Linked DNA regions of Homo sapiens: regions 1 and 3 are each linked to region 2. The links are chromatin loops, found by intact Hi-C in ENCODE. Cell type or tissue: OCI-LY7. All regions are shown on one strand. Each heading gives the region's core, and the rest is flanking DNA. Links, peaks and the distances in the headings are about the cores only.

Region 1 (10,127 bases), core at 3,494-8,493, 190 kb after region 2:
TGTAAACTGTGGATTATCTAAAATACATTTTGGCTATATTTGTCCTAAATGGAGTGATTTTTCCCCCCTAGGACTGGTAATGAGGAACAAACACGGATTAATCTGAATTGTACTCAGAAGGCTTTGATGCAGGTGGTAGATTTTCTTTCCCGGAACAAACAACTTTATCAGAAGACGGAAATTCTGTCACTGGAGAAGGTAATAAGAATATTTTGTATTTGATCTTAAAATACTGTGCACACATTTTCTAACAGTATAATTGAGGTATAATTGATATACTTAGGTATATTGAGGTATACCTTATTGAGGTATAATTGATATACTAAGAATTGTACATATTTGATGTGTACAATTTGATGAATATCATTACTTTGCATTTTTCTTCAGCAAATTCATTTGTAAATTATTAGATCAACAGGCCATTCACTGTTATCTAAAGTACAAAATGGCAATGAGAGCATAATATTCTCTAGGAAGTAATTGAGAAAGGGAGACATTCCAGGAACAGGAAAATATTGGTACGTCTTCAGGGTTACAGATTTGGTTACAGGTTTGCTGTCTCCTTATTTTACACGCTCTGCCTGGACCATGTCATTCACTTCTTTAACTTGATAGCCATTTGTATGATGATTTCTATCTTTACTTTTTGGCTTAGAATGCTTTCTTAAGGGAAAAAATGACAAGAACCCATATTTTCATCTACTTTCTGGATGTTTTGCACTTACAGAGCCCACAAGTATTTCAAATTCAGTATATCCAAATACTTTATCCGTTTGCCACCCCCGCTTTTTTTTTTTTCCATATTTCATATTTCAGTATCATTATCTACTTTAGTTTCCAAGTTTTCACATTCCTCCTTGACTCCAGGCCCTGCTGAGTCTGGCCTCATATCTATACAGTGTTTCTCCTCTGTATTGGCTCTGCCACCACAGTAGTTGAAACTCTCATTTTCTGCGATGAGAGTAGTCTCACCGAGCACCTAGGAGGCAGTCCAGGCTCTTTAGCATGGTGTTGGAAGCCCTTAATGATCTGCTACAGCCTGGGCCTCCAGCCTCCTCTCCTTCCACAGCATGTACTCTGCACAGTAGCCATACTGTCTTCTTTTGGATCTGCCCCCATAGTGTGTTCTCTCAAGTTTTTGGCACCTTTGTCCATGTCCTCTGTGTTTAGAATGCCTTTCTCCATCTCATCGTACCTCTGTCCTGCCACACTGCACTTGACATCACCCCTTTTTAAACTCTTTATTTCCCCCTTTTTAACTCTTTTAGGGTTTTCTCTAAGACCTAAGTCCTTCCTCCAAGTACTCCCCAAGCCTCCTAAGTCACAGCTCATTTAGTTTGTCATTCTTTGTGCTGCTGCAACTGTAGCACCTACCTTGTATTTAAACAGTTTTATTATTTTGTTTATTTGAGACAGGGTCTGGCTCTGTCCCCAGGCTAGAGTGCAGTGGTACAATCTCAGCTCACCACAACCTCTGTCTCCTGGGTAGCTCAAGCCCACCTCCCATTCAGCCTCCCAAGTAGCTGGGACTGCAGGCGCACGCCACTGCCTGGCTAATTTTTGGATTTTTTTGTGGAGATGAGGTCTCACTATGTTGCCCAGGCTGGTCTCAAACTCCCGAGCTCAAACAATCCACCCACCACAGCCTCCCAAAGTGCTAGGATTATAGGCATGAGCCATCGCGCCTGGCCTGATTATTGATTTAAACATCTGCCTTCCTAGAAAACTGTGAACTCCTAGAAGAATGATTTTGTCAGGTTTGTATCCCCACATTTAGCCTGGAGCTTGCTATAGTAATCTCACAGTGTGCATGTTGATGATTTTAGCATTTGTTGTTTTAGGACTAACAATGCACACCGTTTCTAACTTCTGTTTCTCCTCAGCCTTTGCTTCTACATACTGGAATGGGACGGTTATGCACACTGGATGAATCTGTCTCCCTGGCAACCATGATTGATCGAATAAAAAGACACCTAAAACTATCTCATATTCGCTTAGCCCTTGGGGTGGGGAGAACCTTAGGTAAATATAGCTCCTTCATCTATCCAGTATGCCTACTGTTAACATTGGACAAAGATCGAAACTCTTGGTTGTATTAATATGTGATAGAGAATGTGTTAGCAGCTCATAGGAGATAATTGGTTTACGTTATTGATTAGGGTGGGCCAGGTTCTGATGTGGAATACATCTCATTGACTTAATCAATGAGATTTATTTCTCTGTCATGCTATGTGTTCATTTCAAGTTGGTCATTGTAGGAAGTCTGACCATTGTAGACTGGTTGCTGTTGCAGAGGGAGGGAGTTTTGCAGGGTCTTAAACCATCAGTTTAAAATTCCAGGAAACATGTTAATTTCTGCTCAACTCATTTTCCAGAATTAGTCATGTTGCCCAATACAAGCAAGGGAGGCATAAAGTGCAGTCTTACCATGTGTCAGGAAGAGAGCTGGAATCATGATTGCTACAATTACAACATAAACTTTGCACTTATAAGACTGGTAATATTTTCTAGTGAGGTGCTACTGAGTGATCTGATCCATTGTAGTTTCTAAGTCTTGTAGTTTTTTCTTCTGGCCTTTCCTGGTACTTTTGAGAACAAAAAGAGTGAACAGACATTTGTTCAACACCTTCAGTGAGCCTAGCACTGTACTGATTGTCTGTCCTAAGTACGTGAGCTCCTGCTGGCAAAAGCAGTGGGGTACAGCGGTTATAGGTGTGGATTCTGAGCTTAGACAACCTGGCTTCAGATTTGTCTGTCCTGTTTGCTGCATGTCTTTGACAAGTTTATGCCCTCTGTGTCACAGTAGCCTCATCTGTAAAAACTGCATTAATAAAACCTAACTCAGAAGGTGGTAGTATAATCCATGTGACATGGCACAGTGATTGGCTCACATTAAGTATAAAGTGCTAGCTGTTGTTAGTTTTGTGGTTGGTACTATTTCTCCCATTTTATAGGTGAACAATTGTGGTTCAGAGAGATAAGTAACTTTATTAGTTCGTTCTCACGCTGCTATGAAGAAATACCTGAGACTAGGTAATTTATAAAGAAAAGAGGTTTAATTGACTCACAGTTCTGCATGGCTGGGGAGGCCACAGGAAACTTACAATCATGTTGGAAGGCACCTCTTCTCAGGGTGGCAGGAGAGAGAATGAGTGCAAGCAAGAGAAATGCCAGATGCTTATGAAACCATCAGATCTCGTGAGACTCACGCATTATCACAAGAACAGCATGGGGGAACTGCCCCCATGATCCAATTACCTCCACCTGGTCCCGCCCTTGACCCGTGGGAATTATGGGGATTATATTCAAGGTGAGATTTGGATGGGGACACAGAGCCAAACCATATCAGTAACTTATCTAAAAGTCCAGTTAGATCAAACAACCCAAGGGAGTTAGTGTCCAAAGAAAATGGATAGCAGAGGTGGGATTTGACTTCCAAAATAACTCCAAAGCCCCCTCTTTGAGATACCCTGCTGCTGAACTGGAGTGTCCACTAAAGTGTTCATTTTAGAAACCCAAGTGCTAAATACTTGGATTTTGGCTCGAAAGTTGCTGTTATTTCACTTTCCAGAGGATGCTTTTTGAGAATAAATAGTATATTTAAAAATAGTGCCAAATCCATTTGTAGCATTCCTCTTTTTATAGTCCTTTTAGTTCCTTAGCTTCCTCACCTGAGAATAGAGATAGTACTTGCTTACCTCTCACTGTTGTCTGAAGACCCAGGTGAGATTATTTTACCTAGCACTGTTGCAATACAGCCTAGAGCTGCACCATTAGTACTATTCAGTGGTTTGTGAGTTTGTGCAGCCATGTCCAAAGGAATAACGGTGCCCCCTTCAGCAGCACATATACTAAAAATTGGATGATATAGATTAGCATGGCCCCTATGCAAAGATTACACGCAAATTTGTGCATTGTTCCGTATTTTGCGCAATTTACAAAGGTTGTTGAAAAAAAAAAACACAACAAAGGAATAATAACCATGCCTTGGGTTAGCTATGCAATATCAAAGAATGACCTGTTTGCTTATATTAAAACATGTTTTTTTTAAAATGCAGTAAGAACAATTCATATACTGGTGATGAGACCAGGAGTGAAATCTGTATTATGTTTAGGATTCTTGGTACAAATTATAATAGTAAAATGAAAGGGAATTGTAAAGTATTGGTCTCTTGTTTCCTCTGTTTTGAAGAGTCTCAAGTCAAAGTCGTGGCCCTGTGTGCTGGTTCTGGGAGCAGCGTTCTGCAGGGTGTTGAGGCTGACCTTTACCTCACAGGTAGGACAGACTTTGGATCTCTCTTGGTTTATTTTTTGCAAAATCAAAAATGGCAAATTTTAGGACAGTACCTGGCACATAGATGATACCTAATTAATGTTTTCTGAACCTGAACTAAACAGAAACTACAACAGAACTGGGGACTTACTGCATTCTTTGTGGAGGGATGAAATCATTGAACAGTTTATTACATTATCTCAAAAGTTAATGGTCAGCATTTATTTTACCTACATTCTTCCTAAACTGTCCCAAACCTCTCAGATTTCACATCAGTGGGATACTTTCTACCCTGTCACCTTAGCTAGGAAATGGTTCCTTTTACTCAGCCTAAAGCCAATCATCAATTCCTATCAATTCAAGCTCCCAAATCTTTCTAGAATCTTCCCCCTTATCTCTATCCAGGCACCATCTCCTACTTGAAGTACAGCATCAACCCTCTAATGGTATCTTCCATATACTCTCCTGAAATTAACTTTTCAAAGTGCAAATTTGATGGTCTTGATTAAAAAGACTTCAGTGATTTCCTTCATCTGTCTGGTGGAGCCTGAACATTGCATCCCCTTTCCTGTACCCTTTGCTTATGCTGTTTTCTCTGGCTAGAATGCCTTTTCCTTGTACTCCTAGTGATAAGTGAACACCCCCTCTGAGAAGCCTTCTCTGACACTGTCCTGCTCCTGCCTCTTGTGGGTCCCTATCACTTTGTCCTTGACCTCCAATGTGCACTTCTGTTGGATAGTAATTGTCTGGCTGCTGGGCCTTATACTTTCTCATTTAGGATACTACCTAATAGGTCCTGGCTAATTTTTATTGAAAGAATTACTTTATGTAGTTACTACTCAGGAATATGGCCAAACATGGCCCCTTACACCTCCAAAGGATTTGGAGGCATTTTAAGGGGTTGCCACTTTGTTTACCTCCTCCTTCTTAGGGTTAGGAGAGAATGAGTTAAAGAATTACTTTTCCCACTTTGAGGACCAGGCTCTAGGCTCTTAGCCCTCTGGCCATTCCTTTGGCTACTTCCATGCTTCCCTTGCCTCCCACACCCACACTTTGTTATATAGCACACTCTCTTACAAAGGCTGCTGCACTCAAAGCATTGTCACATCCTGAAGTACCGAGGAGCAGCATCTGAGCAAGCCTGATGGAATTGCTCTAAACCAATAAATTGATTTAAAAAAACAAAACATGTATGTGACTATTACTTATTTTATATTTTCTGAAGATAAAAGATTTTTGTAAGCCCTTAAATTTCTACCAGATTAAAGTGAAATTTCAATATGAATATCTTACAGTATTGTGTCTGGCTATTTTAAAATTCATTTTAGCATTTTACTTAGGAATTTCAGACCTATGCAAAAGTTGCAAGAATAGTATACTGAACTCCTATATGCTCTTCACCTTGGTTACTATGGTTATATTCTGCCATATTTGTACATTCCCTATGTGCATATTATATATGTGTCTATACACATTTGTGTTTGCATGTATAGATACATAATATATACAAGTTAAAATATGTTCTATATATATATTGATGTATTTCCCCTAGGACCATTTTGTAATCAATTGCAGACATGACAATTTCTTTACCTCTCAATACTTCAGTGTATAGTCTAAGAACAAAGACATTCTAAGTCCATGGAACAATTATCAAACATGGGAATTTAATATTGTTAAAACACTTACTTGATATACAGTCCATATTCACATTTTCCCAATTGATAAAAGCTTATAGCATTTCTTTTTCTGATCCATATCCAGCCAATGATCTCACATTGCATTTAGTTGTTGTTAGTCTCCTTCAGTCTGGAATAGTTTCTCAGCTTTGTCTCCATAGCATTGACATTTTTAAAGAGTATAGGCTCTTTGTTTTGTGCTTCTCTCTCAATTTGGGGTATCTGTTTCCTTATACTTTTTTAAAAACTAGTTTTTTAAAACAATGATAAAGTATAATGATACGTGCATAAGATAAATTCAAGCAGTTCCAAAATGTTAAAATGTCCTTCCTATCTGGCTGTGGGGAGAAATAGAAAATATATTATCCGGCTAGCATTAGCTGTCTCTGGTCTGTGAGGCATCACTTTTGAGTATAACTTCAGAGATGTGAAGCCCCACCTAAAGGACCTCTGCTGAACTTCATCACGCTTCCTGTGAGCCTGAGGCCGTGTTCTCATTGTATTAGGTTGTTAAGGGTAATACCCCGTAAGACCAGCAGATGGGGAGCCTGCTCCTTGTAAATTAAGTTCTCCCATTTGTCTTTTCATTCTCCATTTGCTTATTCTTTCCCAAGCTGCCATCCTGGGCCAAGCTTTTCTTTCCATTGGCTTCAGCTATTATTGCAGGGTCTTCACTGATTTCCCCCCTTTCATGCCTTCTCCAGCCAATGAATTTGTCACAGTACAGGCAGCCAGACTTACCTTTCCTAAAACAAGGCTTCCAACTGGGCCATCTTAGTGTCTTTTTCTTGCTTTTTACTTCTACTATTATAGATTAAGATGTTTTAAAAGGTGCTTGAATAAAAACTGTTCCTTATAATGAGATGACACTTATTAGGAGGAGATTGTGGGGAACTAAAAAATTCTGGAATTAAGAAAACTCATTTTTTTACTTATAGGTGTTTTCTTATGGGAAAATTAAAAGAGAACTCATTTTTTTCCAAGAACCCTTTTTTCTTAAATTTATATGCCCTTCTGTCTCTAAATACAGTTCAAAATTGTACTTTTTAAAGAACAAACCTAATTGTACACAGTACAGTTTTGCTCTTAAATTAGAAGTCATCAAATTCACAAACTGCATTTTAAGAAATTCAGAATATTAGGCTGGACATGGTGGCTCACGCCTGTAATCCCAGCACTTTGGGAGGCTGAGGCGGGCAGATCACTTGAGCCCAGCAGTTCGAGACCAGCCTGGCCAACGTGGTGAAACCCCATCTCTACTAAAAATACAAAAATTAGCCAGGCATGGTGGTGGGTGCCTGTCATTCCAGCTACTCGAGAGGCTGAGGCAGGAGAATCACTTGAACCCAGGAGGCAGAGGTTGCAGTGAGCTGAGATCGTGCTACTGTACTCCAGCCTGGGTGACAGAGCAAAACTCCATCTAAAAAAAAATTAACAATATAAATTAAAAATTCAGAATATGAATTTTCCCCAAATCTTTTCACAACAGATGAGATTCCCTCCAGAGTTTCTAGGGATTTTGCTTAAGTCAAAGAAAAATACTTTGTTTTTAACCTGGAAGTAATCTTAAATTCATTTCATCCTTATATATTAGACTAAGTTGACGACAGAAATACTGGTGCTTACAAAGCATAAGTCTGCTGGGCAGTATACATATAATTTCCTCCAGAGGTATTTATTACTTACATAAGAGGCAAATTTTCTGAAGGCCTCATTTTACTTGGCAGTGATCATTCATTTTACCGTGGAAACACTTTGAATGGGTGTTTACAGATCTGGTTCTGGCCAGATATGTTGGATTGGATAATTGCCTTGGGGTCTGCTAAGGAAAAAGAAGTTGGAATTCTCAGTGGGATGGATTTTATTTTTATATTTTCAAGATAGTCTTACTCTGTCACCCAGGCTGAAGTGCAGTGGTGCAGTCTCGGCTCACTGCAACCTCCAGGCCCTGGACTGAAGCTATTCACCTGTCTCAGCCTCCTGAGTAGCTGGGATTACAGGCACGCACCACCACGCCCAGCTAATTTTTGTGTTTTTAGTAGAGATGGAAGTTTCACCATGTTGGCCAGGCTAGTCTAGCACTCCTTAGCTCAGGTGATCTGCCTGCCTAGGCCTCCCAAAGTGCTGGGATTACAGGCGTGAGCCACCGCGCCCAGACTTTTCTCTCTTTTTAAGTTGGAGGACATAAAAGAAAACTGTACACTACTTTCTAGATTTATATGTAAAACAGTTCTGCTCTATTACATTCACTTCATATAGACTACAAACTTGGTATTTCTGCTTTTGTGTTTCCTCATTCCACAGATTCCATATTTAGCATTTAAGAATTTGCTCTTCCCTTTTTGGTAGGTGAGATGTCCCATCATGATACTTTGGATGCTGCTTCCCAAGGAATAAATGTCATCCTCTGTGAACACAGCAACACTGAACGAGGCTTTCTTTCTGACCTTCGAGATATGCTGGATTCTCACTTGGAGAATAAGATAAATATTATCCTATCAGAGACTGACAGGGACCCTCTTCAGGTGGTATAATTGCAGAAACATCAGGATAACACATTCTACAAATCAGCTGGATGCCAACTTAAATTTGTAACATGAGTCAGTGGGACTGGTGTGCTTCCAGAGAGTGTCTTCGAGGGTATCATCATTTCCGGTTTGTTAATCTTATTCACCAAATGTTCTATCGCTCGTAAGGTAAAACTGTAATATAACTACCATATTAAATAACAAATGTTCATTATAAACTCTAGGAAAGATTGAATAAAATCTGTTTACTTAACATTCTTTGGAAGGAGCTCAAGTGATTCTGTCCTTAGTTTAATTGTAGATGGGATGGATCCATTTGGGTATCTCTGCCCTTGGTTAGTTAACATTATGCTTGAAAAACTTGGGCTTGAACACTTCTAGGTAGTAGCCTTTTTGCAGTGATAAGAAGTTCTGTTTGTCCTTGTTCCTAGTTCTGCCTACATTCCAGTCTCTCACCTAAATTTCAGAATCAGAATGAGATTTATCAGGATGTTGTTTTGAAAATATGTATACACAATCATTATTCATATTACTGTTACTTTATTGCTTTTTAGATGACTTACCTGTAATTTTTTTTTCTTCCACAGTCCTTTGTTCCCGATTTCTGCTCTGTCACTTCCCTCTCCTGGCAATGAACTTGGCTGCCGCAGGCAGGGGGCAGGGCCAGGGAATGAAATTCCAGAGCAGAAAGAACAAAGTCAGATATCTCAAAATATCATCCTGCCCCATTTAATCTGGGCCTTTTATCCATGTGGATGCCCCTTTCTAAACAGCACCTGCGCTGGGCTGCGAGGCCCCTGCCTGCCTGCTGCTGGTTGGGCAGGGCAGATACACCTTTCTCCACCTGAGGACTGCGTTCTCAGGTAATCTGGCTAAAGCAATATTCCCTCCATTTTAGGCATTCTTAGATTGCTTTTATGATTTGTGCTATTTTACCATACCACATGTAATTTTTACTTCATGCTTTTGTGTAAAGCAACTTTTTCTCTTTTTGTTTATTTTTTATTGTGGTAAAATTCACATAACATAAAATTCGCCATTTTATTTTCCTGCCCCCCCCTTCCAAAATTCACCATTTTAAAGTATACAATTCCGTAGCTTTTAGTACATTTACAGTGTTGTGGTACTGTTACCACTACAGTTCCAAAGCATTTTTCATCACCACAGAGGGAAGCCCCCATTAAGTAATAATTCCCTCCTCCCATCCCCTGGATCCTATTTCTATGGATTTGTCTATTTTGGATATTTTCTATAAGTGGAATCATAAACATGTGGTCCTTTGTGTCCGGCATCTTTCACTTATGTTTTCTCCATTACTGCCGCCTTTTGTGTTTGATTTTTTTTCTAGTATTTTGACTCCCTTATTTCCTTTTAAGTATCTATTTTATCTTCTTACCTATCTTTAAAGGAAATTTTATGTGACATCCATTATAACTTAAATATTTACTTAATCTATATTAAATACAGGATTATTAAAATACAAAGGAACACTGCTCAAAAGAAATGTCATTTTTTTTTAATGTCATTTTTTTTTTTTTTTTGGAGACGGAGTCTCACTCTGTTGCCCAGGCTAGAGAGCAGTGGCATGATTACAGCTCCCTGCAACCTCTGCCTCCCGGGTTCAAGCGATTCTCCTGCCTCAGCATT
Region 2 (10,127 bases), core at 2,747-7,746:
CAAGATACCCTTCATAGTGCCAAGGGCCCATTGAATAATACAGACCTTGTCAGGTACATTGATTTGAAAGGAAAGTTCTAGTAGGACCAGGCTGAGGAAGTGACTCTACATGGTGAAACAAAAGACAGAACAGAACACTTCTTGGTTTACAAACTACATGAGAAAAAATTAGTCTCTTTTTCACTAGACTTTTGACCAAAGAGTGTGATGGCCAATTTGACCCACTGCCTTACACGTCAAACTGGTTTCTGAATGTCTTTGACCTCTTACCAAAAATCAAACTCACCTTCAAAGGATAAAGATTTATCACCCCTGAGACTACAGACTCTGAAAGAATATCCCCCAGAGTTCCCACAATGTCATGACAGCACTATTGAGACAAATGTATAATCTCTCCCAAGCTGGCCATTTCAAAGAGAGTAACATTTATTTGTGTGGCTATGTTTTAGGATTTGGGTTTAAAATAATCACTGGACTTTAAGGTTGTTTCATTTATTGATGTTACTGCTGGCATTTGTATTTCATCAGCCAATGTCACTATTCTCATGAGTAATATATCCGCTTTTATCACCATCACTCTCCAGACATTTCAACTCTTCAAAATCACTCACAATCTCTCTCCCCACAACACACCCCTCTGTCTGTCACTGTCACCACATTTACCCACTGATTCCCACCATTCTTCCCTGTAAGTTGCACACTGTAATCTTGACAGAATGTTCCCCATAAACTGGAGGAGTTCTGCTCCATTAGCACAGGTAGGAGACTGTTTTCCCAAGACAGGGCTCCCAGATACATCTGGATACAACCAGAATCTGGGATAGTCACGATATTATGTGTGGCTATTTTTCAATTTAATTTTAATTTTAGCATGTATTTTCAGAATAAGAAATCCTAAATTTAATAATAGTAGTTTCAATAGTATATAATATCTTTAAATGAAATTTTTTTTCCTTCCTAGTGGAAGAAATACAGCAAATTCCTCTAAATGGTCATTTTCTTGCAGGAGCAACCAATGCAAGCCTTAAACCAGAACAAGTCCTAGTTTGTTTTTTATTCCTCTCTCTAGAAAGATATGAGATTATAAAGTTTAAAATGTTCACTTTCATCTGTTTGCTTTTGTTGCTTTATTTTTATCTTGGATTGAATACAGCATAATAAAAAGTAGAATTTGTAGCAAATATTGTATATATGCCTAGGTGCAAACAATAACAGATTAGATGTCAATCTGTGTCATTAGAGAATTTCAGGACATTGCATCGTTCTCTTATCCTTCTTCTTCAAAAGCTCTAAAAACCTAGGATCCCTGGAATGACAAGTCATATACTTGAAAGAAATAAATAACCTTATTGTACAGATGAGGAGATTGGGGCCCAAATATGTTTAATTATTTCAACAAAGTTGCACAGTGAATGGGTGGCAGAACCATGACCAAAACCCACCATCAGCCTCAGAGAAGTTAAGTGGAATAAAGAATTATTTATAAAATCTTTTTTTTTTTTTTTTTGAGATGGAGTCTCGCTCTATCGCCCAAGCTGGAGTGCAGTGACGCGATCTGGGTTCACTGCAACCTCTGCCTCCCGTGTTCAAGCGATTCTCCTGCCTCAGCCTCTCGAGCAGCTGGGACTACAGGCATGTGCCACCATGCCTGGCTGATTTTTTGTATTTTTAGTAGAGAGGGGGTTTCACCACTTTAGCCAGGATGGTCTTGATCTCCTGACCTCGTGATCCGCCCGCCTCGGCCTCCCAAAGTGCTGGGATTACAGGCATGAGCCACTGTGCCCGGTCTATAAAATATTTTATTTTGGCTTTACTGCCCAAGATTAATGTTTTCTTCAAACTAATAAGAACTTCAGAGAAATGTACAGGGAACCAAATGAGTTGTGATCATACTAAGATTCTGGTCCAATATGAGCAGTTCGTGTATTCATTGATGGGCAAAATGTGGCTTTGACTTGCTCTTTGTTTAATGGCAATATCTGCTTGCCAACCGAAAACTTGAACAAATGTGGATGTTACTATTGAATCTCTTCTTCAGCTCCAGGTCAGTTCAACCAATAAATGAAAAGCGATGGCTATTGCCAGAAGAGAAGAGCAGCACACTCATTTTGTTGACACCTTCCCCCACTATCATTCACTAATTCGATATTGATTGACACTCTACCGAGTAGCACATGAGCACCAAGGACAGATAAATAGTGACGATTGCCACTATTAACCAGAACTATTGCTAGGTGTCCCCCTGCCCCAGCTATAATTTAGAGGCATGGTGGAATAAATTAGAAGAATAAAATTAACAAAGATTTACTACTGATAACTTGCTCTTGACCAACAGAACCCAATATGCAGAGTCTGTGCTGGTTAATTTTAGGAATGCTAGGACTTCAGAAACATTTGCCAAATGAGAAGGCAGATGATATTGTGAGAATGGTGCCTATGACACGTTCATGAGTTTCCAGGAGGGTGTCTGCAGCCAGGAGTGGGGGCGGGTGGGAAGTTGAAGAAAACGAAGCAGCAGGTCCTGTCCCCTATCACCCATTGAGCATTCTTGCCACCCCCTAGGTTTAACCTAAATCAATTTATGAAAAAAGAATCAGATAAACCCAAATTGAGCAGCAAGCTGCAAAACAACTAGTCTGACTCTCCAAAATGTCAGTGTCATGAACAACAAAAAAGGCTGGAGAGCTTTCCTAGAGTAAAGGAGTCAAGAGAGCTAAGAAGATGACATCTTCACCGCTCCCATGGGGGAGATCGTAAATGCAGTATTTGTGTAATTGGAAAAATTCAAATATGAACTGTATGTTAAACAACACTATTGTTTCAATACTCATTAATAAGTCTCATTATCCTGACAATGATGGTAAGGTTACGTAGGAGAAAGCCCTTGTATTTTAGGAGTTACATGAGGCAATATTTAAGGATGAAGTGTTATGATGTCAATAATTAACTCTTACGTGATTCAGCTAAAACCATCTGATGGGGGTAGCCGGGGTTAGCTACAGCAAGAGTGAGTGTATGTGGCATAATGTTAACTGCTGGTGATCAGTGAATCCAGGTGAAGGGTATATAGGTATTATTACTTATTGTACCATCCTTGAGACTTTTCTGTAGGTTTGAAATTTATTAAAACAAAAAGTCAGCTGGGCGCGGTGGCTCACACCTGTAATCCCAGCATTTTGGGAGGCCGAGGCAGGCGGATCACCTTAGGTAAGGAGTTCGAGACCAGCCTGGCCAACATGATGAAACCTCATCTCTACTAAAAATACAAAAAATTAGCTGAGCGTGGTGGCACATGCCTGTAGTCCCAGCGACTGGGGAGTCTGAGGCAGGAGAATTTGCTTGAACCAGGGAGGTGGAGGTTGCAGTGAGCCAAGATCACGCCACTGCACTCCAGCCTCCAGCGTGGGCAACAGAACGAGACTCCGTCTCGAAGAAGAAAAAAGAAAGTCGTTCTTGTTGTATTCCAGTGAGAGTCTGCTTCAGCTTTCCGACAGGCCTCACATCAGCAAAATGCCCTGGCGGTTATGAATGCTGGAATGACAGTCCTTTTCAAAGACGGCACAAACACCACTGTGGACTTCAGTGTCTATATGGAGGAGGTGGCCCTACTACAGTTGGTGCAAATAAATTCTGTCAGCAGCTTATCAGAAGGTGATTTATTAACTTACACCTCAAACCAAATAAAGGAGCACCGTGTGTTGACCCTACCACAGTTTTGCTTTCATGCTATTTTTCTGAAGTCCCTTATAGGATGAAAACCATGGAGCTCCTCTAATTCATACAAACTTCCCCACGGCAATGAAAATAAAAGTCTGAAGACTATGCAGCAATATAGATTTTAAAAATGGTTTTATACCAATCAACTATATCTTCATAATTGATCATTTATATTAAAATAATGACAGCATCTTTACTTCAGAACCCCGGTGGATATCCTGACATCTCCAAGAAACTCTTAGGTGTCCTAACAGACTTTCTTTTGACCCTACCTCAGGGGATGTACTCATACGAGGTCACTACGTTTTCTGAAAGAACAGAACAGCCAAGTGGAGCTGTGACTGTCTTTTGCCATGGCTTTCCTTTTTAATTTCCAACTGCTGTCATAGTGTCAGCTTTTAGGAAAGGATCAGCTGTGGAAATGCTGTATTCAAGCAATAATCAGAAAATACAATGGAATAACAGTTCCCGTTTATAGTAACAACCAAAAAATAACTCTAGGGATAAAATCAACAAAAATATGTGCAGGGCCAACATGAAAAGAACTTTTAAAATCTATTGGTGAACTTTAAAAAAAGACAAATTTTAAAAGGGAAAGACATAAGCCTTAGCTACAAGGACACAAAATATAACAGTATCAATTTTCTCTTATAAATTAAATATAACACATTCCCAATCAAAACATCAACAGTGTCTTTTAAAAACTTGATTTTAAAGTTTATCTAGAAAGATAAAAAATGTATAATAAGAATAGTCAAGAGGGGAAACTAGCCCTATATAATATTGAAATGTATTCTATTACATTAATACATGTCTAGTAGTTACACATTATAGGTACTGATACAGGAGGAGAAAAACAGACCAACAGAACAATGTAAAGTCCTGAAATAGGCCAGAAAGTCAGGTCTCATTAGAAGCAAAAATGCACTTCAAGTAAGCCATAAAATGGAGCATTTAAGGAAGAATATTGGTACAACTTGCAAGCCATTTTAAAAACAAAGAAACATAAAGCTGTACTTCTATTTCCCACTTTACAATAAAAATAAATTCCAGATTGATTAAAGTTTTAAATACTAAAAACTATACTAAATATATGCATGCATTTAAAAAAATCCATAGCCTAAGGAACATGAAAGCCGGAAGTTATAAAGAAAAGACTGATAAATTTGACTATATAACAGAGAAAAGCATTAGTATAAAAAGAAACGCATTTACAGCAAAAACTTTTCTAAATCAATAAAAAAAGATTAAAAAAACAAAAAAAGAAAAGTATACCCACTGGCAGGAAACTGGAAAAATAAACTATTTTGAGCCTCACTTAGAATTTTTAAAATGAAAATTAAAACAGCAATGAGATACCATTTTCCTCTATTAGATTGGCAACAATTTAAAATGTTGATAGTACCCACGACTGATTAAATTTGACACATTTTTTCCTCCGAGCATACTTTTCATGTAATAAAGTTACTGAAACCAAATACTGTATTCTTAAAAATGGTTAGGGTTACTAAGAAGCCAGCAACAGAGGGCAGCAGAGACCTCCTCTGGGGCGTCCGCGTAGTTCATGTTCCAGTTTTACAAAAGCAGCTTTTTCTCTGCTGTGGTCTCTGAGGTGTCAGAGTGCAGCAAAAGGGAAATGCGTCATCAGTTCTTGTCATCTCATTGGTGACAATGAGTAATCAGGTGGCGGTGGCGAGGTGGTGTCTCTGGGCCCTCTCTCCAGGCCAGAACGGGCACGTCCCACACGCGAGCAAGGCTTCTTGCTGTGCCGCCCGTCAGAGCCAAGTCTGTGATGGCGCCTCTGTTCCAGGTTGTTACAGAGCTGGGCAGCTCCTCAGGAAGTTGGCATTAAAGAGAGCTGGTGTTCAAAATCTGGATTTTCTTTTTTTTTTTTTTTTAACCGAGAGTCCTTTCCCCTCAATAAACTTGACAAAGGAGATCAAGGAAACTAGGAAACTACCAGAAATTCTCATTTGCATTTCCAAGCAAACGCCCAGCAATCTTAGTCATATTAGCTGCATGGCTTTGGGGTTAGAAAGGAGGTGAGGTTGGGAGGGGAAGATAAAGGATAAAATCAGAGTGAATAACACAGAAGAGGTCTAGCCAGCTGCCTTTCCTGCTTACAAGGGGCCACTGGGGCCAGAGCAGGCCTCCTCCCCCGGCTGTTGCGTCCAGGCTGTTTCCCACACTGTAGACCCCCTTCCTCCTTTGGTCCTCTCTGCCCTTCCCTGGGTCTCCCATTTCAGACCTTGCTGTGCTTCCCAGTCCCCCACATGGAACTCAGACTCCAATTTCCATCAGTCAAGGGCTTGCCTCTTCAGGCACATGTCCTCAGCTCCCACTAAGAGGTCCTCAGCTTTAGGCCAGCTCGGCAGACTGGGGAAATGGACGCCTCTGCACTGACCCAGCAATGCTTATCCAGATCAGTGTTCAGGGAGCACCTTTCTCTCTATGTCCTGTGGATGCAGGGTCTGCCTGGTCAACGGCAAAGGTGTCTTTATGCATCTTCGGGAGGTTGGCCTGTTACTGGGTATAGAGTTAGGGAAAGTACAGCCTGAGAAATTAATATAGAATGCATGTGTATATACATACAGACATTTTTGTGCTTTCTTTTTATAAAAGTAAAACATGTCCTTTAATGGACATTCGACAAATACAGAAGAATATAAAAAGAAAATCAAAATCTCCTGTAAACCTACCAGCTATATATGGCCATTGCCAAAGTATTTTTTAAATACTGTATTAAAAACTTGATTCTCATACAAATCTTAAGTAAGCAAATGTCAAAGATTTATTTAACTCGACAATGAGGGAACCAGCAAAATGATAAAACTGGATGAAAGTGAATTTGAGAGACTGAGCATATAGGCATGCCAGCACAATGACGAAGGTTGCTAGTTTAGGTAAAAAACCGGTTAATATCTTACAGGTAATAAAACTGTAACCTTTGAGGTTGCCTTCCTACAGGACAGAAATAATTTGATTCTTTACTAGAAAAGAAAATCTACATGTTCTTATGTAGCTTCACAGAGTCTAGCCCCCAATCAATAGTAAACAAGTTCAACAAAGGAACATTCCCTTAGAGAATGAGATAACCATGGAATGGACTTGCTAGACTGTGTTCCAAAATGCATTGAAAGGCCATTCAGTGAATCTTGTCTATTTTTCCAAGTTTTGGATAATATTTCTTAACATGCTATTATAATTTTAATAGACTTCCTTGTAATTTTAAGGATTATTAGGGTGTATATAAATATGTGAATACATAAAACACATTTTTTATTTTATTATTATTATACTTTAAGTTTTAGGGTACATGTGCACAATGTGCAGGTTTGTTACATATGTATACATCTGCCATGTTGGTGTGCTGCACCCATTAACTCGTCATTTAGCATTAGGTATAGCTCCTAATGCTATCCCTCCCCCCTCCTCCCACCCCACAAAAGTCCCTGGTGTGTGATGTTCCCCTTCCTGTGTCCAAGTGTTCTCATTGTTCAATTCCCACCTATGAGTGAGAACATGCGGTGTTTGGTTTTTTGTCCTTGCGATAGTTTGCTGAGAATGATGGTTTCCAGTTTCATCCACTTCCCTGCAAAGGACATGAACTCATCCTTTTTTATGGCTGCATAGTATTCCATGGTGTATATGTGCCACATTTTCTTAATCCAGTCTGTCATTGTTGGACATTTGGGTTGGTTCCAAGTCTTTGCTATTGTAAATAGTGCCGCAATAAACATACATGTGCATGTGTCTTTATAGCAGCATGATTTATAATCCTTTGGGTATATACCCAGTAATGGGATGGCTGGGTCAAATGGTATTTCTAGTTCTAGATCCCTGAGGAATCGCCACACTGACTTCCACAATGGTTGAACTAGTTTACAGTCCCACCAACAGTGTAAAAGTGTTCCTGTTTCTCCACATCCACTCCAGCACCTGTTGTTTCCTGACTTTTTAATGATCGCCATTCTAACTGGTGTAAAACACATTTTTTTCAAGATCACATTTTATATATATAATCCTACATTCTTTTTTTCAGATAATAGTATATCACAAACATTTTCCTATGACACTAAAGATTTTTCAAAACAGGATTTTTAATGGATATGTGTTTGTTTTTTATTCAAATGGATGTGCTATAACTTATTTAACCAATCCCCATTTGGGGGGACAAATAATATTCTGTAAATACTCTAAAACATAAATCTGCAGATATTTCCGATGATTTCCTTAGAACACATTCCTAAAAGTGGAATTTCTGTCTATTTTTTAGGTTCTTAAAACTGGCCTTTAGGAAGATGGTTTCAATCCATACTCTCAGCAACTGGGTATGAATGCAGCCCTTTCATCACAGCCTTAGCAACACTGGTTATCATATCCTCTAATCTTTGACAAATTTCTCTAAATTAGAGAAAAATTATCTCTCATTATTTGAATTATATTACTTTAATTAGTGAAGTTAGACCTTTTTCAGATGTTTATTTTCCATTGATAACTCTGTTTTTATGCTGATAAAATGTCATAAAAGGTAAAACTAAAGATAGACCTGAAGGGCAAAAATATAACAAAAGGGAAGCAAGAAGCCTCAGGGAAATGTGAGGGAAGGGACTTTGCAGGTGACCACGGTGGCTGGAAGGAGGACTTACAGTCGCATGCATGACATATAGCCATATTCACATGACCCTCAGGACCCCAGGCTAACTTGCTGCTGAACATCCAGGACTTACCAGGACAGGGAGGACAGAGCAGTGTCAAAATTTATTTTCCAAACCAGACAGCCTGATTCTCTTGCTGATCTGCTGTAGCTGGGCTGGTTGTTGGTCCAAGAAGGTTTACAAGATGGCAGAAAAAAAAAAAACAAAACCCTATTATTTGGAAAGCTGCCTGGTGTTCATCCCCAGGATCACTGGGAGATATCTTCAAGGGACAGGAGTAGGCACTGTAACTGTGGTTACATGACATCACAGAATATAAGAACTGACATCCCTTAAAGAGCTTCACTCATGTGTTAACGCCATTTGCCTGAGTGGAGGGAGAGAAAGATTATCCTCACCAGACCTCCAAAGTCATAGAGTCCCAGATCAGTAGAAAACTCTCTTATCTTAGTTTACAAGTTAAAAGTGTTGAAAAGCATGAATTTAATCTTGTACCTTCATTTTGTAGGTTCAGAAACTGATGCCCAAAGTGCTTAAAACAAGCAAACAAAACCTCCTGCCCCAAGTTACTTATGGCAGAACTAGGGCTATAATTCACATCTCCCAGTTTCCCATCTGACACTTGGCCAGCAGTCTTCCTGCCTGAAGGGGGATCTCACACAGGCTGGCTACACAGCCCCCTAAGTTTTATGATGGTGTTAATCAGAGCACATGGACTTCCACTTGCCAATAGGGGAAACTTTTACCTCAAGTGTCCTCTCAGTAAGATCTGTTTCATAAAACATTCAGGTTTTCTCAGAAAAGCAGAGTTCCCCATATGCTAGCTGCCACAAAATCCATCTTCACTCATGCCCCAGTCCCTGCCCTGTCTCATCTTCATCACACCTACCCTCTTTAGCTTCAGGTAGATCAACCACGAGGAAGAAAAGTCCAGTTTAGGCTGAACACAGACTAGTTTGGAAAGGCCTGCACCACGTAGAGCAGGGAAAGGCACGCCCATTTCTTAGCGGATGCTTCCGACTCATAAACACTCCTGCTTGATTGATTTGCTTTGTGTTTGACTTTGTTTTCTAAAAATAGTGTGTAGATTCCCAGAAGCCCCCTTCCCAAGACCCCAGTGGGATGCCCCATCATGCCTCAGGTGGATATTAAACATGCTGTGAGGGAGGCTGTATTTTGTGATGACATGCCTGCCCTAGCAGAAGAGTTCTTCCTGACTGTGGTCACCAGCACCAGGCCACATGCTAAAATCATATAAGTAAATATGGACAGAATTGAGGGTTGGTAATACCTACCAGCCAGACGCAGTGGCTCACGCTTATAATCCAAGCACTTTGGGAGGCCAAGGAGGGCAGATCTCTTGAGCCCAGGGGGTTTTAGACCAGCCTGGGAAACATAGTGAAACCCTATCTCTACAAAAATACAAAAAAAAAAAAAAATTAGACGTGTGTAGTGGCTTGCGTCTGTGGGAGGCTGAGGTGGAAGGATCGCTTAAGCCTGTGTGGTCAAGGCTGCAGTGAGCCAAGATCATGCCACCGCACTCCAACATGGGCAACAGAGTGAGATCCTATCTCAAAATAATAATAAAGCAGACACTCAAAGGATTATCTATTAGCAATTAACCCAACTCAATACATTGAAATATTTCACAAAAAAACAATCTCAACATATATCTTGATAAAAGAAAATAAAAAGCAGAAGGGCAACTGCAGGCTTGGGAGTGGATAAAAGACAAATAAACCCCTGTCAAGA
Region 3 (10,127 bases), core at 2,934-7,933, 460 kb after region 2:
TCTAGTTGGTATCTTCATTTTCAGCTTCTTCAAGATCCCACTCCAAACACTGTTAGCTCAGCCAAATTGAACAGCTCATATCTCCTACCTCTGGATCTTTGGTTCTGGTGATTGTATATTTCTGGACCATCTGGAACCCCAGCATATCACCCTACCCCACATCTCCACATCCCCAAAATATAACCATACTTCAAGGGCAGTTCAAATACCATCTCCTTCTATCCTCCATGAAGTCAGTTATCTCTTCCATTGGAATTATCGCCCCCTCTCCTGAACAGTACTATTTCGTGTGAATCTCCTCCAAGCCTTCTTTTCATTTTATATCTCATGCTGTAATTCTTGGAAAGTATGCTGTAGCTCAAGTGCAGAATTCTCATCAGTTTTATCTTTATATCTCTCCTAAACACTTTACCTGATGAAGAGCCTGGCATACACATAAATATATATTGAATGAATCAGTGATGGATTGAAAAGAGAAATGATGGATCTCCTAAATTTTAACTTTTATAAAATATTTTGATACATTCATGACCTTACTTTAGCAAGCAATGAACGTGATGTAAACTATTGTTGATATAGTTTTTATATTGGAAGTGTAAGTAGTTTGTGGCATGGGATTGTGACATATCCTAGGTTTCCTCATCTTCTTTTTATTGAAATGTAATTCACAAGCCATAAAATTTGCCCCTTTAAAGTAAATGATGCAGTGGATTTTAGTATATTTACAGAGTTGTGCAATCATCACCACTATCTAATTCCAGAACATTTCCATCTACCTAGAAACTCCATACCAGTGAGCTGCCACTCTAATCCTCCTCTTCCCCCAGCCTCTAGAAACAATAATCCATTTTCTGTCTCTATGATTTGCCTGTTCTAGATATTTTATAAAAATAAACATGTGGCCTTTCGTGTCTGACTTCCTTCACTTAGCATGTTTCAAGGTTCATCTATGCTATAGAGTGTACCAGTGCTTCATTACATTTTATGGCTGAATAATACCCTATTGTGTGGATATACCGCATTTAGTTTATTCATCAGTTGATCGAAATTTAGACTGTTTCCACTTTTTTGCTATTATGGATGATGCTGCTATGAATATTCGTATATGAATTTTTATATGGATATATGTTTTCAGTTCTTCTGGGCATATACCTTAGAAGTGAGAGTGCTCATCATATAGTAACTCTATGTTTAGCCTTTTGAGGAACTGCCAAACTGCTTTTCAAAGTAGTAGCATCATTTTATATTCCCACCAGCAGTGTATGAGGTTTTTTTTATTTTTTTGTTTTTGAGACGGAGTCTCACTCTGTCGCCCAGGGTGGAGTGCAGTGGCGTTATCTTGATTCACTGTAACCTCTGCCTTCTGGGTTCAAGCCATTCTCCTGCCTCAGCCTCCCTAGTAGTTGGGAGTAGCTGGGTTTACAGGAGCTCGCCACCATGCCCAACTAATTTTTGTATTGTTTTTTGAGACGGAGTCTCGCTCTGTGGCCCAGGCTGGAGTGCAGTGGTGCAATCTCAGCTCACTGCAAGCTCCGCCTCCTGGGTTCATGCCATTCTCCTGCCTCAGCCTCCCAAGTATCTGGGACTACAGCCGCCCTCCACCACGCCCGGCTAATTTTTTGTATTTTTAGTAGAGACAGGGTTTCACCGTGTTAGCCAGGATGGTCTCTATCTCCTGACCTCGTGATCCGCCTGCCTTGGCCTCCCAAAGTGCTGGGATTACAGGCGTGAGCCACCGCGCCCAGCCAATTTTTGTATTTTTAGTAAAGACAGGGTTTCACCATGTTGGCCAGGCTGGTCTCGAACTCCTGGCCTCAGGTGATCTGACTGCCTTGGCTTCCCAAAGTGCTGGCATTACAGACATTAGCTACTGTGCCTGGCCTCAAGTCCTTTCTCATTTTAAAACTGCGTTATTTTATTTTATTTTTCTGAGATGGAATCTCACTCTGTCGCCCAGGTTGGAGTGCAGTGGTGCAATCTCGGCTCACTGCAACCTCCACCTCCTGAGTTCAAGCGACTCTCCTGCCTCGGCCTCCCTAGTAACTGGGATTACAGGCACCCACCATCACGCCTGGCTAATTTTTGTATTTTTAGTAGAGACAGGGTTTCGCCATGTTGGCCAGGCTGGTCTTGAACTCCTGAACTCAGGTGATCTGCCTGCCTCGGCCTCCCAAAATGCTAGGATTACAGGCGTGAGCCACCACACCCGGTGGGTTGTCTTTTTATTGTTGAGTTGTAAGCATTCTTTTTAATATTCTGGATACTAGTTTCTTATCAGGTACAATCTTTGTGAATATATTCTCCCATTCCATGGATTGTCTTCTCACTTTCTGGATACTATACAGTACAAGTTTTAAATTTTGATGAAGTTCACTTGATTTCTGTTTTTTATGTTATTGCTTATGCTTTTGGTGTCATACCTAAAAAACCATTGTCTAAATCAATTGCCTATGAGGTGTTACCCCTATGTTTTCTTCTAAAGTTTTATGATTTTAGCTCTTTGACCCATTTTGAGTTATTTTTGTGTATGCAGTGCGAGATAAGCATCCAGCCTCATTCTTTTGCACATAAATGTTCACTTGTCTTAGCATTACTTATTGAAAATACTATTTTTTCCCTATAGAATTATTTTATACTTATCACAAATCAACTAACTATAAGGGTTTATTTCTGGACTCAATTCTGTTGCTCTATCTTATGGTAGTACCACACTGTCTTGATTATTGTAACTTCGTAGTAAGTTTTGGAATCCAGAAATGTAGTCCTCTAACTTTGTTGTTGTTGTTGTTCTTCTTTTTTCTTTTGTAGAGATGAGGCCTTGCTATGTTGCCCAGGCTGGTCTCAAACTCCTGGCCTCAAACAATCCTCCCACCTCCACCTCCCAAAGTGCTGAGGGGTGAGCCACTGCAACTGGCCTGTTCTTTTTCAAAATTGTTAGGGCTGTATTGGGTTTACCTTTCCCTAAATTTTCATATAACTGTTAGGATTCACTTGCAAATTTATGTAAAAAGGGCCTCTGGAATTTTGATAGTGATTACACTGAATGAGAGGAGTTTGGCAGGACTGGTTTCCCAAGACCACAAGACCCTGTAAGACCCTGCTGATAAGACAGGATGTGGTAGAAAGGCCAACCCAAACCAGCCAAAACCATGATGGTGACAGAAGAGACCTCTGGTTACCTTTGCTGCCCATTCTATGGTAATTATAATACATTAGCACGCTAAAAGAAACTTCTACAGCACCATGATAGTTTACAACTGCCATAGCAACTTTCAGAAGTTACCCTGTATGGTCTAAAAGGTCCAGACCTCCCCACTTCTTTCCTGGAAAACTCATGAATAAGCCACCTCTTGTTTAGCGTATAGTCAAGAAGCAACCATAAATATAGCCAGTCAGCAGCCCATCAGGGCTACTCTTCCTATGGGGTAGCCATTCTTTTATTCCTTTACTTTCTTAATGAACTTGCTTTCACTTTATTCTGTCAGCATGCTCTTGAATTCTTTCCTGAACCCACTTGACCTCTTGGGCTGAGCCTTAACCTTGGGGTACTTTTGCCTATAACAAACATACAAAGATAAGTTTGGCTGGGCGCAGTGGCTCATGCCTGTAATCCCAGGACTTTGGGAGGCTGAGGATGGTGGATCGCTTGAGCCAAGGAATTTGAGGCCACCTTGGGCAACACGGCAAAACCCTGTCTCTACTAAAAATACAAAAATTAGCTGGGTATGGTAGCATGCGCCTGTAGTACCAGCTACTCGGAAGGCTGAGGTGGGAGGATCACTTGAGCCCGGGAGGTGGAGGTTTCAGTGAGCTGAGATTGTGCCACTGTACTCCAGCCTGGGGAACAGAGTGAGACCCTGTCTCAAAATAAAAATAAATTTGAGGTGTATTGCCATCTTAACGGAAGTTGTTACTGGTGGACGGTATCCAAGTTACTGGTGGTAAATCTGCAGCAACCTCAATTCTTTCCTCCTCAGAAGAAAGAATTTGACTGAGGGGCATAAGGCAGAAGGAGGGACCGAGGCAAGTTTCAGAGCAACAGTGAAAGTTTATTACGCTTTAGGCTGGGCACAGTGGCTCATGCCTGTAATCCCAGCATTTTGGGAGGCTGAGGCAGGTGGATTACTTGAGGTCAGTAGTTCGAGACCAGCCTGGCCATCATGATGATGAAACCTCGTCTCTACTAAAAATAGAAAAATCAGCTGGGCATGGTGGTCCATGCCTCTAATCCCAGCTACTCGGGAGGCTGAGGCAGGCGAATCAGTTGAACCTGGGAGGCGGAGGTTGCAGTGAGCCAAGAAAGTTTATTAAGCTTTAGAACAGTAAGGAAAGGAAAGAAAAGAAGGAAAGTATAACTTGGAAGAGGGCCAAGCAGGTGACCTGAGAAACCAGGTGCAGGGCTTGCCCTCTTGACTTGGGGTTTTATATGCTGGCATACTTCCGGGATCTTGTGTTACTTTTCCCCACTCCTGAGATCTTTTTGAGAAGCTGATGATCAGTCTCAGGTGTTTTCTATTGCGGGGGGGGGGGGCGGGCGGGGGAGCTGCCTGTCCCTGGCACCACCTGTGACCAATTATTACTTTACAGAAACATTTAACAACCGCCTGACCATCACCTGATGGTTGCCCAACACTCTTGGTGTGTGTCGGGGGAGCCCTCTCCTGCCTTGCTCAGACCTGAATGTACCCATTGTAACAAACCCCTTCTTTGTATACTTTGATATGGTGACATTTCTTGTCACTTGCCTCATTGTGAATTTTTATAGATGTGGCTAAGTCATATGCTTCCTTCTGAAAAATTATGTCAAATACTAGCAGTTTCTCACTGTTTTTTGCCCTAGAAACAACAAACTAACCTTGAAGTGAAAGGCCTTTCTGCGTTTATCTTACCTTTTTTGAGCAGCATTAAAACTGTTTTACTCAGACCAAGTGCCGTGGCTCATGCCTGTAATCCCAGCACTTTGGGAGGTTGACGTGGGAGGATTGCTTGAGCCCAGGAGCTCGAGATCAGGCTGGGCAATGAAGTGAGAGCCAGTTTCTACAAAAACATTTTTAAAAATTTGCTGGGCATGGTGGGACATGCCTTTAGTTCCGGCTACTCTGGAGGTTGAGGTGGGAGGATCACTTGAGCCCTGGAGGTTGAGGCTGCAGTGAACTATGATCTTGCCACTGCACTCCAGCCTGTGTGACAGAGCAAGACCCTGTCTCAAGAAAATCCATATAAACATATATAGTGGTTTCTTATATACAACATTTTAAATTTATTGATATATAAAATATGTATTTTAAATTTATATACTATACAATCTGTTATATAAAATTATTTTTATAATATATTTATATAATATATTTTAAATTTAAATATATTTATAAATATATATAAATATATATTGTACACATTACTCAATTTTTCTTTTTCTTTTTTTTTTTTTTTTTGAGACAGAGTTTCACTCTTGTTGCCCAGGCTGGAGTGCAATGGCATGATCTCGGCCCACTGCAACCTCCGCCTCCCAGGTTCAAGAGATTCTCCTACCTCAGCCTCCTGGATTACAGGCGCCCACCACCATGCCCGGCTAATTTTTTTGTATTTTCAGTAGAGACAGGGTTTCATCATTTGGCCAGGCTGGTCTCAAACTCCTAACCTCAGGTGATCCGCCTGCATCAGCCTCCCAAAGTGCTGGGATTACAGGCATGAGCCACCACACCCAGCCTACATTACTCAATTTAACCACGTCCACCTAGTTCCCTAGACAAACTATTGCTAATTTAACTTTTAGGAACTACTGCCATCTTGCGGAACTTTGAGGTTTTGCCACCCCAGAATTTCCTAGCTGCTCTGTTCTTCTATTATGTGGCATAGCAAACACAAAATGGGTCACTTTTTTTCTTTGGAGATGGGATCTTTCTATGTTGCCCAGGCTGGTCTCCAACTCCTAGGCTCAAGTGATCTTCCTACCTCAGCCTCCTCAATAGCTGGTACTATAGGAGACAGCACCACACTGCCCGGGCCTGGTTGCATTTTACTTGTCTAGCTATCGTCTCTTTCCTGTTGACTATCTGGAAATCTCTGATGGGGTCTTTAACAGAAAAAGTCTACTCCTTCAGACCTTAGTTTCATGCCATATACCACATATGACAGGTCTGGGAAGGTCTGGAATGTGTGGATAAAGGCGATGGCAGTGGCTGCTGCCATCATGCTGGCTGCAGCAGGGAGGCATGGCTCTGGGTGCACACTCCACGGAGCTGGTGGGTGCCCCCCACCTTCTGAGTTGGAGCGGGAGCTCCTCGGGTGCTGCTGCAGCTGCCCAAACCCAGCCACCCAGACTGCGGCTGTGGATCTGAGCCCCCCTGTGCTCTTGGAGGAGGGCTGGGAGCAGGCAGGATCTGCCTTCCTGGGTGCAGAGACCAGCTTGGTCACGGACACCCTAACCCAGTGGTGCTAGAGGAATTAGACACACATACAGAAATATAGAGTGTGGAGTGGGAAATCAGGGGGCTGACAGCCTTTAGAGCTGACAGCTCCGAACAGAGAGTTACCCACATATTTATTGACATCAAGCCAGTGATAAGCATTGTTTCTATAGATTATAGATTAATTAAAAGTATCCCTTATGGGAAACAAAGGGATGGGCCGAAACAAAGGGATGGGTTCTGGCTAGTTATCTGCAGCAGGAACATATCCTTAAGGCACATATCACTCATGCTATTGTTTGTGGTTTAGGAATGCCTTTTTGCAGTTTTCCGCCCTGGGTGGGCCAGGTGTTCCTTGCCCTCATTCCGGTAAAACAACAGCCTTCAGCGTGGCCATCATGGCCATCAAGAACATGTCACAGTGCTGCAGAGATTTTGTTTATGGCCAGTTTTCGGGTCAGTTTATGGCCAGATTTGGGGGACTGTTCCCAACACCAGGGTGTGGCTGCAGCCACCCTCCTAGGTGCAGGACCTGGGCATCTCTGCAGCCTGCACCCTGGGGGCCCCAGGAAGGACCCCCTCCCACCCCATCCCGCAGGCTTGGGGGTGTCTGCTCCCGCTGCCTGGCCTCTCTTCACTCCTGGCACCTTCTCCAATCTTGAAGTGGGGTTGGGGCCAAGTCCTGGGGCCTTGAATGGCAATGGGAGGCAGAAGGGGGCAGGTCCCCAGTAAGGTCCTCCTTCAGGCCAGGGAGGGCTGAAGGCTGGGGGTGGGGCTGCCAGTCCTGTGGATTGTAGTAGGGACTCATGGTGCCTCTTCTGGGTGCCCGTGGACAAATTGGCAGCCACTTCCTCCTCTCTGAGGTCCATAAAAGCCCTGGGCTCAGCCAGAGCAGGGCAGAGGATGGCCAGAGGACAAAGAGGGCAGAGAGGTGGTGGGATGACCAGCTGCAGAGAGGAGTACTCTCTGCTGATAGCTGGAGACAATGGGATGGCTGGCTGCAGAGAAGAGCTACCTTCTCCACTGAGAGCTGCAGAGACAACCTGCCAGCAGAGAGAAGCCACCCTTTCCAGGGCCTCCTCTCCACTGAGAACTGAGCACTGGACAGATGACCTGCCTACAGAGAGGAGCTACCCACTGTGGGCCTCCTCTGAGCTGTTCTAGCACTAAATAAAGCTCTTCTTCATCTTGTTCACCCTTCACTTGTCTGTGTACCTCATTCTTCCTGGACGCAGGCCAGAACTCGGGCAAAGGTGCTGCAGTCAGAGAGGTTTCCAGCCAGAAAATTGATACCCCAAAGATCCCGTAACAAAGGTATGGAGCAAAGTGGGGGTAAGGAGGTCTTGGAGGTTGGGGGTGTCAAATCTAGAAGACTTGCTACTTCAAGACCTTCTGAGGACCCTCATAGGTTGGGGTGGAGGTTTCAGTGCTCTGAGCTCTTCTCTAGCCAGTATATCCCTTCCTCCTCCCCCATGGCTTATGCCAATCCTTTAGGAGTCATTACTCTTTTTTTTTGGATGGAGTTTCGCTCTTGTTATGCAGGCTGCAGTGCAATGGCATGATCTCGGCTCACTGCAACCTCTGCCTCTCGGGTTCAAGTGATTCTCCTGCCTCAGCCTCCTGAGTATCTGGGATTACAGGCATGTGCCACCATGCCCGGCTAATTTTGTATTTTTAGTAGAGATGGGGTTTCTCCATGTTGGTCAGGCTGGTCTCAAACTCCCGACCTCAGGTGATTCACCCACCTCGGCCTCACAAAGTGCTGAGATGACAGGTGTGAGCCACCGTGCCCAGCCAGGAGTCATTACCCTTTAGTCTACCCAGACAGAGGGTGGGGAACTTGGACCACAGATTGTATGTCAAGGAAAGCCAACCACTGCTACCACTACCCCCTACTAATGTGGAACTAAAGCAGTAGTTGACATCCACCTCTACAAAAGGCCATGAAGGTTTTGATTGGCCCTTCACGTGCACTCAGTAGACTGCAACCAATCAGGAAAGAGATTGTAAGACGTGTTTATTCTACCACCATCAACATGCCCTCAGTAACTGTGTGTAGGAGGAAGTAGAAAATGCTGAGTACAAATATCTGCACTGCACGCCATCTCCCCTCTGTAACCTGATTCAAATGTTTCCCTGGAGCAGTAGGATAAAAGTTACAGTTTTACTTCCTGGGTCTTTATTCTACCTTTACCTTCCAGACCTAGATCAAATACTTCCTCCTCCAAGGAATGTCTGACTGATTGTCCCTTCTTAAAGCCCCTGTGGCACCAAAGTGAAGCCTCACTGTGGCATCACCACCCCCTGCCCGCAGTTACAGATGCTACACGATGTCATACTGAGATTCGGGCAATGGTAGCCCGGGGATCAAGAGCAAGGGGTTCGGAGTCAGAGAGACCCACGTTTGAGCCCTGAATTCTTGCTCATAGCTTTGGGATGGTGGCAAGATTCCTTGCCTCTCTGAATCTGGGTTTCCTCATCTATTGAATGTGGATAATAATGCCAGCTAAGGCTGGGAGTTGTTATGAGTTCATCAGAGAAGTTTAGAAATGGTAGTACCGGTCGCCATAGTTACTATGGAAAGCAGGTCACTTTGCTTTCCAATTGTGCCCAATTCAGGGCTTTGAATTGCCTGCTAAATATTTAATATTATTGAATCAAAGTTGAAAGAGTTAATATACTTTATGAACAGAGTGAGAGAAAGTGATAGTTTCAATAAGTTGCCTCCCTAAATGGCCCAATAAATTTAATATTTATAATAAAACAACTAAATAGAAGACCAAGACTTACGGCTTGTCTTTCTTCCTTTTTAAGTTATTTTCCAGAAAATAATATTTATATTTTAAGTTAAAGTAACTGCAAATTGGAAACCACAGGGGGAGCCCCAGGCTGGGACAAATAATGACTAGCCTGGTCCCAACAGAACAGGCAAAGAAGGTGGTCCCTACACTCTTTATGGTCAGTTGGGGCCCCCTCCTCACTCTGCTGCAGCATTCTAGGGTCAGGGCCCCACCTTCCCTGGAACTGGGGTAGTGAGTAACCCAGCCTGCTGTGCTCCGGCCCCCCTTTCCCAAGAAGGTTTTTTTTTTTTTTTTTTTTGAGAGAGTCTTTCTCTGTCGCCCAGGCTGGAGTGCAATGGCACGATTTTGGCTCACTGCAACCTCTGCCTCCCGGGTTCAAGCGATTCTCCAGCCTCAGCCTCCTAGTAGCTGGGATTACAGGCATGTGCCACCAAGCCTGGCGAATTTTATGTTTTTAGTTGAGATGTGGTTTCACCATGATGGCCAGGCTGGTCTTGAACTCCTGACCTCAAGCAATCTGCCCACCTCAGCCTCCCAAAGTGCTGGGATTACAGGTGTGAGCCACTGTGCCTGGCCAGGACTTGTCTTTTTCTTTTCTTTTTTTTTTTGAGAAGGAGTCTTGCTCTGTAGCCCAGGCTGGAGTGTGATGGCGTGATATCCGCTCACCGCAACCTCCACCTCCTGCCTTCAAGCGATTATCCTGCCTCAACCTCCCGAGCAGCTAGGATTACAGGTGTGTGCCACCACGCCCAGCTAATTTTTTGTATTTGTAGTAGAGACAGCGTTTCACCATCTTGGCCAAGCTGGTCTCGTGATCCGCCTGCCTCAGCCTCCCAAAGTGCTGGGATTACAGGCGGGAGCCACTGCACCTGGCCCCAGGACTTGTCTTTCTTAAGCACAGAAGTTCTCTGAATGA

The links. A loop is a pair of places that touch in the nucleus more often than their neighbours do. Peaks named below come from ENCODE experiments on the same cell type or tissue, not always from the same donor. Only the 100,000 strongest peaks of a DNase experiment are listed, where the experiment ranks them.
Region 1: it touches region 2 in a loop (7-fold over the local background); 18 of 110 quality-filtered maps call a loop at or near these places.
Region 3: a loop joins it to region 2, with 7 times the contacts of the local background. A loop is called at or near these places in 19 of 110 quality-filtered maps.

Annotation. Positions count from the first base shown.
Region 1 is chr2:200,895,193-200,905,319 of GRCh38, forward strand. It overlaps NIF3L1 (NGG1 interacting factor 3 like 1), which reads left to right. Exons shown (of 7, transcript NM_001369441.2): 4 at 72-198; 5 at 1,884-2,022; 6 at 4,193-4,276; 7 at 8,302-8,733. The coding sequence ends at 8,486. It also overlaps the pseudogene RNU6-762P. Among named protein-coding and RNA genes, the nearest start is that of NIF3L1, 11 kb to the left of the region's middle. In OCI-LY7, for the core only: CTCF peaks have their summits at 6,463 and 6,666; a DNase peak (open chromatin) is centred at 6,449.
Region 2 is chr2:200,707,888-200,718,014 of GRCh38, forward strand. LINC01792 (long intergenic non-protein coding RNA 1792) reads right to left here. Exons shown (of 3, transcript NR_037886.1): 2 at 8,448-8,530; 3 at 4,418-6,243. It also overlaps the pseudogene AOX3P-AOX2P and the pseudogene AOX3P. Among named protein-coding and RNA genes, the nearest start is that of LINC01792, 22 kb to the right of the region's middle. RefSeq lists an enhancer at 5,228-5,507. In OCI-LY7, for the core only: a CTCF peak has its summit at 5,233 (motif pointing right); a DNase peak (open chromatin) is centred at 5,344; H3K4me3 peaks cover 940 bases; H3K27ac peaks cover 1,030 bases.
Region 3 is chr2:201,171,760-201,181,886 of GRCh38, forward strand. CFLAR (CASP8 and FADD like apoptosis regulator) reads left to right here. Exons shown (of 10, transcript NM_003879.7): 10 at 1-4,928. Among named protein-coding and RNA genes, the nearest start is that of CASP10, 6.3 kb to the right of the region's middle. In OCI-LY7, for the core only: a CTCF peak has its summit at 5,807 (motif pointing left); a DNase peak (open chromatin) is centred at 5,772.